2 separate regions of the Homo sapiens genome follow, and region 1 is linked to region 2. The links are chromatin contacts, found by Hi-C or POLR2A ChIA-PET in ENCODE. All regions are on one chromosome and are shown on one strand. The core of a region is the stretch at or near the end of the contact, and the rest is flanking DNA. Distances in the headings are between cores, read along the strand shown.

Evidence for each region. Hi-C counts contacts between places; a loop is a spot of excess contacts on that map. ChIA-PET counts read pairs that join two places held with the same protein, here RNA polymerase II (POLR2A). Pooled maps may share reads with other maps.
Region 1: a map of astrocyte of the cerebellum shows a loop between it and region 2 (7-fold over the local background). The contact joins two enhancer-like sites. A Hi-C loop is called at or near these places in 1 of 168 maps with a recorded cell type or tissue (astrocyte of the cerebellum), 1 of 37 single-sample maps with no recorded cell type and 2 of 50 pooled maps. POLR2A ChIA-PET finds 5 or more read pairs at or near these places in 1 of 52 experiments (A673).

Annotation. Positions count from the first base shown.
Region 1 is chr1:21,955,641-21,958,340 of GRCh38, reverse strand. No RefSeq gene overlaps it. Among named protein-coding and RNA genes, the nearest start is that of HSPG2, 20 kb to the right of the region's middle. Within about 2 kb of position 1,365, at least 26 of the 41 ENCODE cell types and tissues checked have a DNase peak (open chromatin) inside an H3K27ac peak, as active enhancers do.
Region 2 is chr1:21,538,772-21,541,583 of GRCh38, reverse strand. The region is part of intron 1 of ALPL (alkaline phosphatase, biomineralization associated); the gene reads right to left. Among named protein-coding and RNA genes, the nearest start is that of ALPL, 31 kb to the right of the region's middle. Within about 2 kb of position 1,508, at least 5 of the 41 ENCODE cell types and tissues checked have a DNase peak (open chromatin) inside an H3K27ac peak, as active enhancers do.

The sequences.
Region 1 (2,700 bases), core at 116-2,615, 420 kb before region 2:
TTCAGGCTCAGCAGCCAGAGGGTGGGAGGACTACGGGGGCAGTGGGAGCCACGCAACAGGGGCAGGCGGAAGAGAGAAGCTGGAGAAAGGTCTCCTGTGGAGTAGCAGTCACAGAGCAGTGTGGCAGGGGCTGCGACTTTGCTGACAGAACATGACAGTCACAGAAGGTGGGGCAGCAAGAGGGGCTGAACACTGACCCAGAAGCAGAGATTCCGAGTGAGGGGTGACAAAAGGCCATAACAGCCTTCTGGGCTCCTTGAAAAATAGCAGGGAAGGCTCTGGACTTCCCACAGCCCGCGGGATGGAGACTTGAGCCATTATATCTGACGATTAAAGGAAAGGGGCTGGGCGCGGTGGCTCATGCCTGTAAACCCAGCACTTTGGGAGGCCGAGGCGGGCGGATCATTTGAGGTCACGAGTTCAAGACCAGCCTGGTCAACATGGTGAAACCCCATCTCTACCAAAAATACAAAAGTTAGCTGGGTGTGGTGGCACGTGCCTGTAATCCCAGCTACTCGGGAGGCTGAGGGAGGAGAATCACTTGAACCTGGGAAGGAAGGTTGAAAGGCTGAAGTGAGCCGAGATTGCACCACTGCACTCCAGCCTGGGAGACTCGGTCTCAAAACAACAACAACAACAGCAACAAGTCCTAATGTGTCATATCTGCCAATTCCTGTCGTCCAAATATTTTCCTTATGGCTGATTTCAAGCTACCTGTGTTTTAACAACCATTCACCACATTTCAGAACATTTAACAGTTGGCTCTTGTGGGCCAGCACACGGCTGCAGCCACTCGTAAGGTAATCAAGCACTCGGAAGTGTGCCTGGGACACGGGGAGCACGTTGTGAACACTCGCTGTGATTGCGAGCCAGTCAAGTCAACAGTGTTCCGGAAGTCCCCTCCCCACCTCCACTTCACAGAACAGGAGATTGAGGTTTGGAGAAGTTCACCTGTTTGCCCCAGGTCACAGCACAAGCCTCTTACTTGCCGTCCTACCTTCCGTGGGCGCTGTTCTCTCAGCAAGGTTGTACATAAGCCTGCCTGTGACCGTCCTCCTGCACCCTCCTTACAGGGACTTTCCCGGGCCCCATCAAGATGGGAGCCCTGCTGCCTCCCAGATTGGCTGCTCTACCTGCAAAGCCCTCAGGTAGCTTGGCGGGCGGGAAGCTCTCCCTGGCAGGGACTCCTGCCAAGACACTCCTGCCCAGTGCTCCTGAGCTCAGATCTGCCCTGGCTTGTGCCTGCCACATGTGGACTTGGGGAAGTGCTGTTTTTGGCAGTGGGTGAGCAGGGGCCCCATATCCTTGAGGGTGTTAGGTGAGGAGGACGCGTGACTCATTGTGCTCTGGTGGGTATAAGGCTGCAGCCGGGGGAGGGCCAGGTCCAGGCCCAGGAGAGATTTTCCAGTCTGGCAGGCAAGTTGGCTCAAGGCCAGGTATAGGCTCAGGACACAGTGCCAACAGTTGCCTGAGGCTGGACACAGATGCCCTTCGGGCAGGGTGGAGGGCTCTTGGCTCTAGCTGTCCCCTGAACTGACCTGGGTGTCACAAACATGTGGCTGCTGAGCTGGGCTTATAAGAGCCATGTGGCTGAAGGGATAAGGGGGCACTTCCCACTCTCTCAGGCCCCAGGGAAGGAGAGAAACTGCTGAGCGGCAGGTGAAGGCTTAATGGGCAGCACCTGTGCTAATGGGTCAGGGTCCTCAGGTCTCTGGAGAAGGGAGCTGCTCCCCCTACCCAGGGGAGCACAGAGAATGAGATGCCTTGGAACTTCTGTGCTTGGGGTTGGGGAAGGGCCCCTAGTGTTCTTGGTGAGCACAGGATGGGCAGAGGATGTTGGTGGGACTGTGGCCCTTGGTGGGTGGGAGGGGGGATAGGTGAGAATGAGGAGAGCCGGTTGGGGGTGGGTGCAGGGGGAGGGCAACGGATGATGCAGAGCTACTTTTCAGCCAGTTTATCCTTGGCAATGAAGCCAAGGATCCAATGCTGGAGGTGGTGGAGAGGGGCCAGGTGGGGCAGCGGGTACCACTGTGGCTGGAGATGGCAGGACAGGGCACCCCACCACCCAGGACCTTCTGAGACTCTGCATCTTCTCTGCAGCGCTGGAAGCGGGGGCAGCTGGGCTTGGCTGGGGAGTGGAGAATGGGGCGAGTGGGGGATGGGACTGTTGCTGTCCAACATCCTGGGTCTCCAGACTAGACCCCTCCCAGTGCTACTCAGTTCACAGGGCCACTTCCTGAGTCCTCACCGAGTGGGAGGGACAGCCTACCCTCTTTTGCACTTAAGAAGGCCAGGTTCTCACTCAAGCCTCCTGGGCAAGCTTGGGCAAGTCTCTAGCCTTCTCTGAGCCTCGATTACCTCATCTGGAAAACAAAATACCTCTTAGGGGTGCTGTGAGGATTAAATGGGAGGGAAGGAGGCTGAGAAGGGCCTGGGACCCACAATATCATGTTCTATGGCACATGATATATGCCTCACAAATATCAGCTTCCCAGGGTTGAGCCTAGGAAAGAGGTGGGGCAGACCTCTTCCCCATATCCTTCCCATCATGCGCCCCGGGCTTGGAGTCAGCTGGACTCCAGCCGGCCCAGCCTAACTCCAGCCTGGGCCCTAAGAGCCCAGGATCGAAGGCCAGAACTTCCCCTCCCCCACCAGGAAAGGGGCCTCTCACTTCCCACTCTTGACTCCCAGCCCCTTCTG
Region 2 (2,812 bases), core at 259-2,758:
CTAGGGAGCTGGAATCCTGCTCTGCTGATGGCAGCAGCCCCGTGGCTGGCAGAGGCCGGCACAGGCCGGGTGGCCAGGGAATGTCGCTAGGTGGAAGGATGATGGGGTCAGAGGGTGGGTGGCTGAAGAGACAGCTCAGCAGCAGTGAAGATGGATGCTGGAGCCAGGCTGCCTGGATTCTGATCCTGCCTCTGCCCCTCACCAGCTGGGCAGCTCAGAGCAGGTGACCTCACCCCTCCACACCTAATAGAAGCCACTGCGTTGTTGTAAGGATGCCTTCATACACACAAGGGTGTAAAACGGAGGCTGGGATGTGGTAGGTGCTGAGTGAATGTCAGTCAGGAGCTAGGGTTATGGGGAGGGGGAGCAAATGAGGTGGATGGACTGCGGGGCAGAGATGGGCAAGTGGGGCAGATGAGGGGCTGGAGCAGAGAACGGATGGACCCTTCCCCGCCCACTCGATCAAGCCACCATATGCTTTGGGATTTCCCAGAGACCTGTTCACCTGGATGGCTGCAGACAGTCCTTCCAGCTCTGAGACTCTAGAACCCAGAAGCTCACCTGCCTGCTGAGTACTTTCCCTTCAAAGGGCCTGTTCTTAAGCGGCAGAGGTCCTATTCTTACAGTCAAAGGGCTCCCATCTCCAAAGAGAACCAGATCTCTCTCTCCCTCACACACTCACTTGGGAAGAAAGGAGTAACCTGCCAGGTAGCCTGACACTTCCTTTCCATCTTGAAGGGGAGAGAGAGAAAGTCTAGGACAGGGTATGGGCCAGAAGTGTCCGTGGGGGTGGGTCGAGCACCAGGCTGGAAGGATGATGGGGTTGAGATGAGCAGAGAGAGAGAGAGGACACTCCCAACAGGACCTGAGTGTTTAAAGGCAAGGAGGCAGGAATGTGTGGAGTTTGGGGTTCAGGGAGAAAGGCACGAGCAGGCGGCTTGCATTCAGGACAGAGGGGCAGCCTGGACCCACCACAAAGGGCTCTGCTCCCCAAGCACGGCCTGGTGGAGAGCAGGCCCTCTGCATGCCTCATCTCACTACATGCCCCATTGCCAGCTCCATTTTACAGGTGAGGAGGGTGAGGCTCTGACTGTCACTTACTCAAGGCCACACAGCAGAGCTGGAATCAGAAACCCTGAGGGTCTGGGTTCAGAGAAGCCAAAGCTTCTCTGGGGGTCCCTGAGGCTCCAGGACGGTCATGATGCCCCAAACCAACTCTGTGGGCAGAGGACTGAAGCCAGAGGACTAGTGGCAGGAGAGAAGCAGCAGGGAGGCGCAGTAGGGAGATCGCAGGGGAGGGAGATAGCAGGGCCCAGAGACACCATGCCTGGGGCCTGCAGTGCCCAGGCAGGGGTCGGGGGCGGAGCATGGCTGCTTTGCAGGCACACAGCCTTCTGCCATGCCATGGAAAGGACATGTTCTGCCCCAGGCCACCTCACTCTGTGCCAAGCCTAGATGCCAAGTACAGAAAGCGGTGGGGGAGGGTGGCGCACGCACTACATCTGCGGTGTTCGCCAACCACCTCCTCCAGCACTTCCCTCAGCCCTCTGCAGGGGGAGCCTCCCTGGTACTAGGAGACATGGCCGGCCCATCCTTGCTCTCACAAACAACAAGAAAAGGAAGGCACAGGCCGGGCGCGGTGGCTCAAGCCTGTAATCCCAGCACTTTGGGAGGCAGAGGTGGGCAGATCACGAGGTCAGGAGATCGAGACCATCCTGACTAACACGGTGAAACCCTGTCTCTACTAAAAATATACAAAAAATTAGCTGGGCTGGGTGGCGGGCACCTGTAGTCCCAGCTACTCGGGAGGCTGAGGCAGGAGAATGGTGTGAACTCGGGAGGTGGAGCTTGCAATGAGCTGTGATCGTGCCACTGCACTCCAGCCTGGGTGACAGAGTGAGACTCCATCTCAAAAAAAAAAAAAAAAGGAAAAAGAAAAGGAAGACACAGAGAGGGTACACAACCTCCCCAGTGTCACACAGCACATCAGGGGCAGGGATAGGTCTCCCCACTAACCAGCTGAGGATTTGGGGGGCAATTACTGGAAAGGCAAGGCAGTGTTCAAGGCGCAGCTTGGATGCCAATGTCTTGGACTTCCGTACATTAGTGATTTGCGGCAACTGATGAAAATATTTCAAACTGAGACTATTTTAGAAAAATCCTATTTTACATATTTTGTCATCGTATTCATAAGATTAATAATAACAAACCTTTTCATAGACCTTATTATGTGCCAGGCATTGTTCTAAACACTTTACCTATATTAACTCACTTGATCCCCACAACAACCTTCAAGGTAAGCACTATTATTATCCCCATTTTACAGATGACAAAACAGAAGCACAGAGAGATTAAGGAGCATGCCCAAGGTCACACAGCCAGTAAGTGAGCGAGCCAGAATTCAGCCTTACTTGGGGATGTTTCTGTCTCCCAGGACTAAGCATAAACTCCTCAAACAGGAGGCAAGACTGGAAACAAACCACCATTTGCCCTCTCTGCAATATGTACATTACACAGACACATTATACTTTTGCAGATGAAGGGATTGCGTGCAGCTGCTATTTGATTCACACTCACTACACTCTGTTCCCAAATGTTATTTCATTGTATCTGCACCACGGTTCCCAGTGGGAGGGCTTCCTATAATCATAACTTTACAGGAGAGGTGAGGTGACTTGCCAGAGGTCACACAGCAAGAGAATGTCACATCTAGGGTCCAAGTCTCTTCTGATCTTTGCACGGTATCTTGTAGCCAGCCCTGCAGTGCAACTCACTTGGGGCTTGCAGTGGCAGGGAGGGGAGGATCCCAGAT